Linked DNA regions of Homo sapiens: region 2 is linked to region 1. A link is a contact called in ENCODE Hi-C or POLR2A ChIA-PET data. All regions are on one chromosome and are shown on one strand. Each heading gives the region's core, a stretch centred on a gene start or an enhancer-like site at or near the end of the contact. The rest is flanking DNA. Distances are from core to core; before and after follow the strand shown.

The links. Hi-C counts contacts between places; a loop is a spot of excess contacts on that map. ChIA-PET counts read pairs that join two places held with the same protein, here RNA polymerase II (POLR2A). Pooled maps may share reads with other maps.
Region 2: a loop to region 1 is called in a map of IMR-90, with 2.6 times the contacts of the local background. The contact joins two enhancer-like sites. A Hi-C loop is called at or near these places in 4 of 168 maps with a recorded cell type or tissue (IMR-90, Right ventricle myocardium inferior, breast epithelium and 1 more) and 4 of 50 pooled maps. POLR2A ChIA-PET finds 5 or more read pairs at or near these places in 2 of 52 experiments (AG04450 and H1).

What each region holds. Positions count from the first base shown.
Region 1 is chr3:73,546,115-73,553,155 of GRCh38, reverse strand. All of the region lies in intron 3 of PDZRN3 (PDZ domain containing ring finger 3), which reads left to right. All of the region lies in intron 1 of LOC101927296 (a long non-coding RNA gene), which reads right to left. Among named protein-coding and RNA genes, the nearest start is that of PDZRN3-AS1, 74 kb to the left of the region's middle. Within about 2 kb of position 5,300, at least 8 of the 41 ENCODE cell types and tissues checked have a DNase peak (open chromatin) inside an H3K27ac peak, as active enhancers do; they include IMR-90 and breast epithelium, where a contact is called at or near this core.
Region 2 is chr3:73,507,369-73,513,899 of GRCh38, reverse strand. All of the region lies in intron 3 of PDZRN3 (PDZ domain containing ring finger 3), which reads left to right. Among named protein-coding and RNA genes, the nearest start is that of PDZRN3-AS1, 110 kb to the left of the region's middle. Within about 2 kb of position 2,204, at least 9 of the 41 ENCODE cell types and tissues checked have a DNase peak (open chromatin) inside an H3K27ac peak, as active enhancers do; they include IMR-90 and breast epithelium, where a contact is called at or near this core.

The DNA of each region.
Region 1 (7,041 bases), core at 4,051-6,550:
TTCTGAAGTTAAGACATGTCCGCTTACCTTGAGTCAAACATGAAATGTCTTACATTTTCAAAACACTTTCCCTTCCTTGTAGTCTCTACTTTAACCTTTAATTATTCCATTTTATATGTTAGCTTTCTCTCTTTCAATTATCTGGACTAGAGTCACCTGATACTCCTCTCCTCACCAGGGAATCAGCCACCGTGGTGAGCACGTAGTAGGTTGTGTTTATTATTGTGTGATCCTTAGTGAGTCTCAAGTAGGCTGAAGCTGCATGATGAGTCATCACACTGAGCAACTGTGCTCGGTAGGACTGTGTTGTTTATACTCTAATAGAAATATTTACCTTCCTTCTGAAGATCTGTTTTCCAAATACCTATTTGGGCATCTCAAATCCTAAACAGTGTTTATTAATCATACTTCTTCCAAGGACTAGCACCTGTTCTTCTTGGGCAAATAATCCGTAAACATACATCTGGATAGGTCCAGTTAGAATTCACTAACATAAATAGCGATGCCTTGTCAGTAATGTTTTAATCACATTTCTCTTAAGTTCTGCAGAATCTAGTTGATAAGAATGACTGTTCTTTTGAAAGCTACTGTGGACACACACACTCACATGCGCAAAAACCTCATACACACCATAAACATATGTTCTTTGTATTTTGTATTTCTTCCAGAGAAGAAAACACCCTAATTTTACAGGGTCATGAGGAATGAATGAGATAATTGTGTAAACTCCTCAGTGAATCTGCTGCTTAGTCCAGTTATTATCCATTTAAAGTTAATCATGAAGACACTTCATGAAGGAGAAAGTTTTGAGTGGTGAGAAAGTTACTAGGGTAGAAGTATAATAGTGATTATGTATATAATGCTATCTCCCAGGGACTGTTCTAAGGTGTTTGGGTACACACACACACACACACACACACACACACACACTCCTTTAATTCCCACGTGAAACCTAAGAGGCAACATTTAGGTGGGGAAACTGAGGTACTGAGATGAGTAACTGGGAGGATAGAAGACGAGGACGTGGGAAGGAGTGAGAAAAGGAATGTGCCCCAGGTGATTGGAGTGTTTCGCTTTGTAGTGCTGACCCTAAACTTAGGACTGTCCACAAAGAAGGAAAGGCAGTGAAGGGGGATGGAAGGTCATAGGAATCAGTCACTTGGACAGGCATGGGTATTTCAGCTCAGCCACTGCCTAGCAGTGTGGCATTGAGAATTACTGACCTTCTCCAGACCTCAGGCTTTTCACAGGTACAACAGGGGAAGGATAATGGCCTTTGTGTTGCTATGAAAAATAAATAAAATCACATGCAGGTATAAACATAGGCTTAGTCTACTGCTTCAAGAAGGTAGCATCTCAAAAATATGACCCTTTAGCACTTTTAGGATTTTCTCTGTAGGCTTCTAATATTAGAAGTGGGGAAATAATTATATGTTTCTTTTTTTCCTTTTTTTTTTTTTTTTTTTTGAAACAGGGTCTCACTCTGTTGCCCAGGCTGGAGTGCAGTGGTGCAATCACAGTTCGCTGCAGCCTTGACGTCCCAGGCTCAGATGATTCTCCCCCATTAGCCTCCCAAATAGCTGGGACCACAGGCACATGCCAATGCCACCATGCCCAGCTAATTTTTTTATTTTTTGTAGAGACGAGGTCTCACTGTGTGGCCTAGGCCAGTCTCAAACTCCTGGGCTCAAGCGATCCTCCCACCTCAGCCTCCCAAAGTGCTAGGATTACAGGTGTGAGTCACCACTCCTGGCCTCCGTAAGTTTCAAATGATGCAAAAGGAACATTAAACAATGATAGCCATTACTTTCATTTGACAGAGCTGATGATTTTTTGCTACATTGACTTTTCTTGGTTCCCTCCTTTTCTTCTTTCTATACCAAAGTATTTCAAAGCTCATCCAAGACAGTGTGTCATTTTCCCCTACAGACTGCAGTATCCACCTCTCAAAAAAATACATTTTCTTAATAAGCCACAACAGGAGTGACAAAATTAAACCTAAATTAAAAATTGGCAATATTACACCTTTGGCCCTGCACATACAGGGATGTTTAGCTGGTTTACTTGTTCCAAGTGATCTTGTTTCACTCAAATTTAAATGAATGACATCACAGTTTTTACAATTTCAAACACAAGGTGTTCCCTGAAAGCATCCAGCGTTATTCTGCACTGTTCAGTTTTAGCTAGTTTTCTTTCTGATAACTCTCATTATAAACATTTAAAAGAAAAAGAACATTTTGCAACATTCTGCTTCTCCAGGGCAGAGACACTTCAGAGTATTGCTGTCTGTATGACCCTTGTTCCAACAAATCTGCTGATTCCTGAAACAGCGTGTTTTTGTTTTGTTTTGGTTGTGCTTCTGTTTCAGTTTATTCATCCTTTCCTTACCCTGATCATTGGCACTTCTATTTCTTTATAATTCACAAACCTGATATTAGACCAGGACATCTTTGGGTAGACGTCACCATATACAGGTGTGCCTTCATTTTTTAGAAACCAGCATTTAATCAATAATAGTAAGTTGCTTTGGGGTAACTACTTGCAGTTATTGGCAATGTCTGCTGCTGTGAGATTTGGCTTGAAGCTGCACAGGGCAGGTCTGCTTACAACAGTGGTTTTCAATTTTGCCTTTGCAGTCAAATCAGGTGGGGGGCTTTTAAATAAAGACTGATTCCTGGGCCCTGCCTTAGAGATTTCTGGTTTAATTGGTCTAGGGTAAGACCAGGTATTGATTGTTTTTAAAAACAACCCTCCAGGTGATTATAATGTGCAGCCAGGATTGAGAACCAGTGCCTTAGAGTGTCCATTCTCAAACTTGAACGTGAAGCAGAATGACCTAAAGGGCCTGTTAAAACGCAGGCCACTGGGCCACACCCCAGAATTTCTGGTTCATTAGGTCTGGGGGGTTGAGGGGTGGCGGCGAGACTTTGCATTTCTAACCAGTTCCCGGATGATTCAGCTGTTGCTAGTTCTGGGAACCCACTTTGAAAACCACTGGCCTGCGGAGATCTTTCCAGTAGCTTTGTAAGATTTTATAACAAGAAAAAAGACAGGATTTCCTGTGCTTTTAAGTAAAACAACTGCTTAAGGCACAAATATTAAAATATTATGCTTCCCGGTTCATAGGCAAGTTGGACCATACCCTCTGTTTGCTAAGGCAGCATCTGCACTAACAGGCAGCCAGGGCCCAGGATCTGAAAGGACATGGATTAGAGGCAGGTGAGAAGTTGGTTTTTTAAATAAAAAATGCTACAAGGATCTATAGAATTGTTACTAAGGTTAGCAAATTACCTATGGATTGTACAGCTCTACTGAGATACGTAGCTTAAGATGTGAATAATTCCCTGGGCAGCATGAAATATGGCACAGAAGTACGAAGGTGACTCAGACAAACATGGTACTTGATCCCCTAAAGAGGGCAGTTTAACAGTAGAATGTACTGCCTGTGATGAGACATATCCATTTCTTATTTAAATTCACGCCCTACATTTCTCTTTCTCCGATTCTTGGGACTTCTAGTTCCATTTCCTTTTCCAAACCCTTCTCTCCGTCTTTGAGTGAAAAACCCTTTATGAAATGTTTGGCAACAAAGGATGCCACCTTTGCCGATTACCAGGAGTGTACTTGCTGCATCATCGTCCATTTGTCCTCACCTGATTTTATAGAAGTGTGAACTTGTATAAGCAGCTGTTCTGTGTCCAAAGACTTGGGATTTGGGCTTGCAGGGTTGGACTTTGAACCTAAGCCTGCAGCAGACAGGGCAGCTTGATTCACTCTTCCTGCCATGCAACTTCTCTCGGGTACAGTGCCCTTTGCTAGCTGGTAGAGAAGAAAAGAGCCTATTCTATCCATTTGACAGACCGCTAATGAATAGTAATCATGAAAATTGAAGTCGTGCACTGCCACTGCATTCACCATTGTTATATTAGCAATTCCTGGACTTCATGAACAGAGCACTCGTTATTCTGCAATTAAATGAAAAATAATGGCATCGCTTAGCTATAAGGAAGGAAACGTTCAAGTGCAGCCTCTGTATAATTAAGCTTAACATTATTATCAACAGAAAGTGATTGTAGTTGTGTTCAGAGGCGAGAAGAGATATGCCACCAACCATTTGACCTATCAAAAGAAAATGGCTTTTGTGATGTTTGATGTTCTTCCTAACAACCAGCTTTGTGCCTTGCATGGGGCAGGTGCCATTTTCTGCACCATTTTCTCTCTTTTCCAGCTGTTTTAAAGTTCTTTCTCATCAGTTCTCATGACTGCCTTTGTAACACTTGTCTGTTTTCCATTTTTCCTTATGTCTTCACCAGCATCTGTTGTCCTGCTTTTTGTTTTATCTTTTTCTTTCTTTGGCGACAATCTATTTTCTTGACTCAGACACACTGGCTTTCTGACATAAAATTAAAACAATCCATTTAATTTTTAACTAAAACAGGTGTTGAGTGATTGACCCTATCAAGCAGCTCCCTGCAGAAACCTCATTTACTACTAGCTTCTTTATTGCCCCCTCATAATTCATTAGCTTAATAAATGCTTGTGTGAAAAGGCAGAGGCCAAGATTACCAATCTTACAATATGGATGTCTGCCCACTCCCTCTCCAGCCCACATCCCAGGGAAGTCAACTAGGTTGAGCTCTCCGCAAGACAGTCGAAGCTCCAGGGTGTGTGCTTCAAAAAGCCTCAAATTAGTGAGTGCTCTAAAGTAGGATCCCTCCTTTGCTTCAGCATACAGAGTGTTCACCTCTCAGGGACATGCTGCCTGCATCCCCTTTAGTGGAATCTGGGGAAATAAAACGTCTGTATCTTCTGCTTCGTAACTCCCAGCAGCCAGCAAAATATTCAATGTTTTGGAGCTGGTTACAAGAAACTTCCAAATCCTCAAACATCATCAGAGAAAGCCACAGACCCCAAGCGCCTGTCACATTTGGGTATGTAGTGCTTGCTCTCTCTCTACGTAGCACCTAAGGTTAGCTGGTGGATATCAAAGCCCCATAGAGGAAGGGGTGTGGGCGCGGGGTTGTTGGCCTAGTCTTAATTTAGGTTCAGCATATGTCTGAAGCTTCCCCCGCTTTAACATTTTCACAGAGCCCAGACTTATCTCAGCAAGCACTCCACAACCTCTTCGTTCTGAAACCCCTGTGTATTATGAAGGAAATGAAATCCATATGTTTCTGATTCATTTACATGTAGCTCATCAAAATGTAGTTTTGTAAGAGCTCTTTGGTGTCCAAGAAGCCTTTGGAGCCTTTTTATAAGACTTTTAACCCTCCCCCGCTTCATTCTTCTTAGAACCAGGAAGTTGGGACTTGCCAAGAGTAAATAAAAGCAAGCTTCAGAGTTGACTCTGGCTCTGGCCTGACCCATCTCTGGTCTGAGTCTGCAGTGGACTTAGCTTCAGCAAAAACAGAAATGACTGTCTTTACCCTTTTTCTGGAGCCATGGAAGTAGGCACTAATCCCACTTACACCCCACGTGACAGTGAGTTTGGGCTCACAGCATCTCTTGGAGGCAGCCACTTGACTCTATGTAGTTATTTCCAGCTGAGCCTCTTCTCTCTGTCCTGTGAGCAGAGAGCTGATAGGGCCAGATGGCCACACCTGGACCAGAACCTCGAGGAGGAGCTCCTTTAAGCAGTGCCGCTCATCTACCCGCTTGCAGGCCACTGCACTGTATCTCCAAGACTTTCCAGGCCAGATTCTTACCAAGGGACTGCCTATGCATCAGGGACTTCTATCTTTTCACTGGGACCATGACAGAGGCACCCACAACTATACCAGGTTTCATGGTGGTATTGTTGGTGCTGCTGTCACTTAATGATACTTTTGAGTGTTTAGTTTTTCTTCATCAAGAAAGGCTTATAAGCTTTAAAGAAAACAACTATCTACTGCCATGAAGATTCCAGAGCTTTTACTCTGAAAAACCACAGAAATGAAATGAGTCAACCTGTTTCCAGAGTTCGGCTAGGGAGAGGTTGTGGGGTATTTTTTCTCCTCTATCCTAGGATGATGAATTATGGAAAGCCATTCAAGAGCTTAGTATTCCTTACTTGGGCTGTTGTCGTGAGTGGGGTGGAAGGAATTCTGCCCTCATCTTTGCACGTCCTGGCTTGTTTCCTTGATTCAGAATGGTGCTGTGCCTTTCAGAGGCAGAACCTGGGTACATGGAAATGCATAGGCATGTAGTTGGGAGTAGAGCTGGACCTGGGAGTTCTCACCTCATCTTCCAGCTGCTGAACTCAGGCTTTTTCCAGAGTTTTATTTCTTCATGTGGATGCATACGGTGTAATAAAAAATCATCCGCTCACTTACAAATTATATCACCTCCAAGCATTCATCTTCAGAAACACGCTTCATCTTCCAGGATACAGAATTTGATAAAGTCATTGCTCAGCTTCAGCGTGAAGACACTGCATTTAAATTTTACCATACACATTTTGTGTTATATGTAAATGGGAGAATCATTCTCAGCAGAATTTTTGAAATATTTCAGGGCAACTATAAAATGTTTTAGACAAGTTGGAAAGCCATCTGAATTACGTATTGCAGAACCTTGAAATCTGAGCTTCACCTGAAATCCCATGGCAGGGGAAGCCATTACAAAAAAGCTTGTATTGAAGCTGTTTCCTCACTGATGAATGGGCATGGCACAAGTATGCTGGGCTTATTTGGTTACATTTATTTCTCAAAATGAACAAGCCAGTACTTTTATGATCTAAGGACAGACAGCTGTGAGTCCATCCCAAAAGTACTTTCAAGTGGCTTTGAAATTTCCCTTATAGACAGTGACGATCATTTGATGCAATGTGGTGGTGAGATTGTCTTCGTTTTGTGTTGCCTCCAACAGGTCCGTACTCTCCAGTAATACTGGTTTACAGATAATGAGGCACTACACACATCTTCCTTTTAATACCCTCACTGGGTCGCCTGTGGTATCATGCCAGGTGGAGAAACAGAAGCTAAACTTCCTCCAGTGAATTTCACCCAGAGTTATTCATTCATTGATTTGCTCATTTATTCAACATATATTGAGTGCCTACCC
Region 2 (6,531 bases), core at 955-3,454, 36 kb after region 1:
GATTCTTCTATTTTGTCATCTCTGAAGTATAATTTCATCAATGCACTTAAATTTTGTGGGTGTCTCTTTTCGGGTGCAATAAAAATTCATCCAAGAACAACAAACTAAGCTATTACCAATTACCATTCAACTGTGGGTCAGAATATTTTAGTCTAGTGGGAGAGTAATATTTCTTTGGTTGGTTCAGTAAAGGTTCAAAAGTCTGAGAAAATTGAATGAGCTTTATGCTTAGGTCTTAGTTCTGGACCTCCATGTTAAATTCTTGGTTTGAGGCAGGGAAAGATGAAAACTTACTTGCAGTGTAGTTAGTGTAGAGAGAGAAAACAGTGGCTGTAGTTAGGAACAAGTGAATGTTAACAAGTTTGCTTCTCAGGGGCATTGGTTAAACAACTTCTTAACTGGCCAGGGTCCAGCACGTTAATCATTAACCTAGGGCTGAGCATCTGCTGCCTGATGTATCCAGAATTAGTTTATCATTACCTCTAACGACCATCTTTTATGGTTCCGAAGAGCCTCTATGCAGTCTCTTATCACCGCCATGCCTAATCTTCATTTACCGGGAGCAGTGTGCTGATGTTTCTTAGTTAGACCAGAGTAAGAAGTTTATGGTCAGTTGATGAATTTTTAATTATAACTGTTTAAAAAGAAGACGATGACTATGAACAGCAGCTCACTCGTAGCAATCTTTGGACAGTACTTCGAAGTGACCCACTTTCCCATTTAACTCTTGGGAAGCCTGGGTTGCCCTGTTTTCGACTTTGGAGGTCCGTGGGCTAGATTCAGAGTGCCCTGGCAGGCTGGCTTGGGTTTGAGGCTGTGGCTGCAGCCTCCGCAACACCCTATCTCAGCACCTGGGAACTGGCCCTTGGTACCCGATTCTTTCTTCTTTGTGTGTGTGTGTAAATCATTTTCATTTTTTCTAATGATCAAAGTATACATTAAAATAAATGAAAGCAATACAAGTCCATGTGTATGGTAGAAAATCTGGACAATACTAAAAATGTACAGAAATGGCTTTTAAAGATTAATTTTCAACCTATAAACTAAGCTACTTTTCATTTTAGTGTCTTTTTAAAAACAGCTTTTAAAAACATTTTAAAGGGCTCATCATGTTCAAGAATGAGGGAATGTTTGGCTACAAGGCCTTCAGTATGACTCTATCCTATAGCTGGAGGTTTAATAATCAATTATATTAAAGCTTTTCTAAGCCTCCAGAAGGGTTTGTCTGGGTCTTATTTACTATAACAGGCAAGTTAAAGAAACTTGAGTTTAATTTATATTTCAGTTCACTTTTTTTAGACAACAAGTGCAATTTGGGCTTTATTTATGGAAGGAGAGAGTTGTCCTTCTCCCCGGAAAAAAAAAAGAAAAAAAACAACTAAAATTCCCATATGACGCTATTAAATGCCTGCCATTGGGTTTTATGTTTCCAGGATATTGTCCACATAAATATATGCAATGTTAAAAGAATGTGGATGCCTAGTAGCGTGTACGTTTTAGCCTTCTGAACCAAGGGTTTATGAAACTGGTTGAAGAGTGTTTTATTGAAACAAGACAAATATTTATGAACAATTTAGAATCATCTGTTTTGAAATGTAAAGTGCGTTCCTAGTGGTGCACAGAGTTCCAGGTGTTTCCTGTCTGAATTTGGAACGGTTCGCTGCTGTGATGGGCTTACAAAGTTGTGCTCTCCTAGCTTTTAATCAGAACTGAAGAATCACGCAGCTTCCCTGCTAATGCCAGAGCAACTGAAAGCACTCACAGGAACACACTTGATTAAATGAGTAGAAAGCCTTCTTGAGACACCTAGGTGTGTGTATGCTGAGCTGTTACATTTGTCATGGAATTAACAACAATAACAAACTTGCTTACCAAAGGAGCGCGTTAACTTCTGCAAGTGTATAAGTGTATAGGCTCTGCTGCTTAAACACATTCGTACCAATCAGAAGTTTACTTTCTGGTCTCTCTGGCTTCTGTGTTGTCACCATCCCTGGTTTCTGTGAAATGGAAATATTGTGTATTCGCCCAGACGGTTGGAAGCCGTTCATGTAAATATGGGCCGTTGTGATTTAACTGTCAGCCTGAAAGGCCCTACTTCCAAGGGCTCCTTTTAAACCAAGCACAATGAGGTGTCTGTTTTAGATGCGGCCGCCAGTCCTTGGTTGCAAATACATGGATTTGTTAGCCGTTTGCCAGCAGAACTGCTTTTTACAACATGCCCCGCTTTGTCTGCTGGCGTGGTGGACGGTACTTTAGGGCAGTGAGAAATGCTGCCATTATCTGCCTCCATCCCCAGATCTGTTCCCCTCATTGGCTCCGGGTTGGGATTGTAGGGGGAGGCGTGCAGCAAATCATCTTCTCTAGGAGCAGTCAGAAAATAAGAAGGGAAAAGCTTGCCCCACAAAGAATGTCCAAATGCACAAGCAAAACCACATGTGAAATCCCACCACGTTCACCCCCTGGAAACCCAGCTCTAGAGGATGCAGACGGGGGGCCCAGCCGACACCCAGGGCTGGAGTAGAGGCGTTTTATAAAGGATGATCTTTTTTCTAGCATGGACAACAAAGGGCTAAGAGAGTCGTCCCGCTTCCTGCTTGGGCCTTTCTGTTTTTGGGTTGGCGGGAGCCTTCTTCAGTAGACTTCACTTTCCCTGATGGTGAGAGTGTCAGAGACCACGATGGGTTACAGGCTTGCTTAATTGTTTTTTACTGGGGGTAAGAGAGGGGTGAAAAATAGAGAAAAGCATGAAAGAGAAATGAAGTCACCATATTTCTGCCATAAAAAAGTAGCCACTGGTAACATTTTGCCGCCTCTGCCTTCAGTGTTTTGTTTTCTCCCTTTGTATATGTTAAAAGCGATATCTGAATATTTTTCCTTCATATTTTCATGTCAGAACTGTAGAGTATTTCAGTGGTCCCCCCAGCCACGGTTTCTCTGTCCAAGGTTTCAGCTGCTTGTGGTCAACCATGGTCTGAAAATAGATGAGTATAGTACCTATCATAAGGTATTTTGAGAAAGAGACCACATGCATATATAACTTTTATTACAGTATATTGTTTTAATTGGTCTATTTTATTGTTAATCTCTTACTGTGCCTGATCTATAAATTAAACTTTATCATATGTATTTATGTATAGGGAAAAAATGTTTGTAGGGTTAGGTACCATCTGTGGTTTCAGGCATGCATTTGGGCCCTGGGCAATATATCCCTAGAGGATAAGGGGGAGATGACTATGCATATATAATTAAAGCTGTCCTTGGATCTACCTCCTTGACTCCAAGCTCCAAACCAGCCTCCTCCCCACTGCAGGAGTCGATCTCTATGAATGTTATGTTTTCTTTCCTTCTGTATTTTGTGCTTATGTGGTCTTTTAAATTTCCTTCTGACTCAGGCCTCTTCACTGGCATAGAGCACATGCTTTATTTATTCCCCTATAACTGGATATTTAGACTGCAGCTTTTTTGCTTTTCCAAGCAATGGTGCTGCGAGCCTTCATAGACCTTTTTCCTTGTGCGTGTATATGTGCTAGTGTTTCTTCTCGGGTAGAGATCTAGAAATGGAGCCACCAGTTTCCAGGCAAGACCAGACGTAAAAGGTTGTACATAAGGAGCACTAGTTTTACATACCCATGAACTATATTTATTACGGTCGTGCTTGAGTTCTGGCTGAAGAATTACGTGACACAAAAATGGACAGAGTTAGCTACAGGAGGCAGAAAGCGTGCAGTAGGGATCCTGTTGAATCCTCAAGCTAAGTAGTTTACCAAGCTGGTTGCAAATCTATTTGGTATTTTCCTGATTATCAAAATACTTGCCACTGATAGGAAACATTTGTTTGAGGGCCTCTCCTCCTCCACCCCCAACCTCCAGTGTACGACAGATGAATCAGTCATGGTAGAAGAAACAAATGGCTTTCTGTTGTTACTGCTTCTTTAAAGATAATCCGTTGTTTTCAAAACATTTGCAACGATTGCTTTCAAGGAAAGGGTGGCTGGAGGCCTCAGCCCCTGATTTCCCCAGGTGGAAACATTTGCAGTGGGTTTTCAGGGAAGTCACAGAGAAGAGCCGCCCGCCCGTGCCAGGATTCAAGGCAGGAAGTTGTCTGTTTGGTATTTACTCAGGCGTCTTTGGGCAAGAATTGATTATTCAATCAGAGTTGAAAGTTACTGCTAGGAGTTGCTTAGGCAGTAAGAGAAGAGGCTGTTTTCCTTGGAAAGGCCTAAAAGCCTGAATCTCCAATTTAAAATTAAATTTTGCTGTGACTTTCCTGCAGGATCTCAGGTGAGAGATACTTCTTGCCCTCCAAGACTGAAAGCCTAGTTTGTCAGTACGTTAGTTGAGTACTGAGGGAACGCCCCTTTGAGCCATAGCACTGGGAGATCCAGAAGGGACATGAGCCACCATCTCTTTCAATGACCTTGTTTTTATAGAAGAGGAAACTGAGCCAGGGGAGATGAAATGATCAGCCTAGTGCCCACATGTTGGAGAAATTACAGGACAAACAGACAGAGGTCCAATTTCTGCACCTAAAGGGCTGAGACCGCATGGGTCTGCGTCCTCCTGGGTCCGCCCTTTCCTGTGCCTGTTGCATGGTAGATGCTTAGTGAGCGTGTTGCCCTGAGACCATCCCATCTCCAGATGGCTGGTTTCCAATGTGATTATGAGGGCAAAGTCACTTCCTCACGGGGGGCTTGGAAAGTAAAAAAGGAAAAGTCAAAACACATAAGAAATGGAAATAACAGAGTAAGCCTGTGTGTTTTAAAAACTACTATTTATATCTTGCCTCCTTCCACAAAGGATTTAAGGCAGCTTAGGAGAGTTAAACACCAACACCAGAGCCCTCACTACACAGTAAGTAACTAATTGCCACGTGAGGCTTACAGATAAATGCTGAGAGCCTGGGTGGGGGAAATTGTCTTTGCTGCTGCAGAGACGTTTTAGGCCTGTCTGGATAAACCATAGGCATAATATATAAATAGAACCTCAAAGGGACACTAGGGGCTCTGTTGCCAGAGGTTTATTTTTCTTTTTTGGTTTTTGTATGAGAGGGCCTTGGTTATGGCTAGGGAAGTGGACAGGGGAGAGAAAAAATATTTATTTTCCAATGTATCAATTTTGTGTGCCATACCCTGCCTTTTCACATATCTCTTTCAGAAAGTTCTCCACGTTTACATTTCTGGAGAAGTTAAAATGAAAGACCCTGTTTACATTTATAGTTAAAATTAAAAACAGGATTTACCTGGGAGCTAATACCCTCCAGTGACTTAAGGTTGGAAATTAAGGCTTCCTGGCTTATCTTTCTTAAGGATAGAAAACTGTTCACTCCTAAATCGCCCCCTAGTGGTCCCTTAAGTCACTGATAGTCTCCTGCCCGAGGAGCTGCACGGCAGGTCCCAGTTGGAGGCACCATCATCTGTTGCATTGCTCCAAGGTGAAATTGGCCATCACGATGACAGAATTCTGCAAGGAGAAACTTCGGTTGACTTTTCTTCTTTCACTCCCAGGGTTTTCCTTTATGTCTTCACTGCTGTTTCCAGATTTCTGAAGAACAGTGCAGGACTGAGTTTATGCACGAAGCTCTGAGGACCAAAGGTGGAGGGAGGTCTTCCTTGAAAATTACTTTGCTGAGGCCTTGCTCCTTGTTCAAGGCAACACTATGGGAGGGGTTGTATGGTGGTGGCTGCTGCTCAGCAAGGGTGTCCAGCATGTGCCGGGGAAGAGAGGTTTTTTGAAGTACATTTCTAGTCGATAGCCAAGCCTATTGTGAAGAGTGGGAACAGGGCTGGTAATAGCTGCATCTCTTTTTTTTTTGAGACCGTCTCAGTCACCCAGGCTGGAGTGCAATGGCACAATCTCGGCTCATTGCAACCTTCACCTCCTGAGTTCAAGCCATTCTCATGTGCCTCAGCCTCCCAAGTAGCTGGGTTTACAGGCACGTGCCACCATGCCTGGCTAATTTTTGTATTTTTAGTAGAAACGGGGTTTTACCATGTTGGCCAGGCTGGTCTGGAACTCCTGGCCTCAAATGATCGCCCACCTCGTCCTCCCAAAGTGCTGGGATTACAGGCGTGAGCCACTGCGCCCGGCCAGCTGCATCTCAGAATTTTTGTTAGCGAGTCTGACTTACAATTGCCAATACCTGAGAGTTCCTTTAGTATGCAGTTTTAGATCTCCACTAAGGCTTCATTTAAATACATCTTTTCTTTGCCAAGTGTTCAGCTGCCAGTAGTGATTTCTCATATGGCTGATTCTAATTAGACCTGACATTGTCAAACTCCATAACTTCTCCAAGTTACAGAAGTGATACAGTTTCATTTCTAAAAGCACTGGAAAGCTCAGAGTGAGAAGTAACCTGTCATCTCACAATACAGAAAAATACCTATGCCTTACGTGTGCTTCATGAGGGGGTGGTAGAAAATGAGAATGAAATGGCCGGGCACGGTGGCTCACGCCTGTAATCCCAGCACTTTGGGAGGCCAAGGCGGGCGGATCACCTGAGGTCAGGAGTTGAGACCAGCCTGGCCAACATGG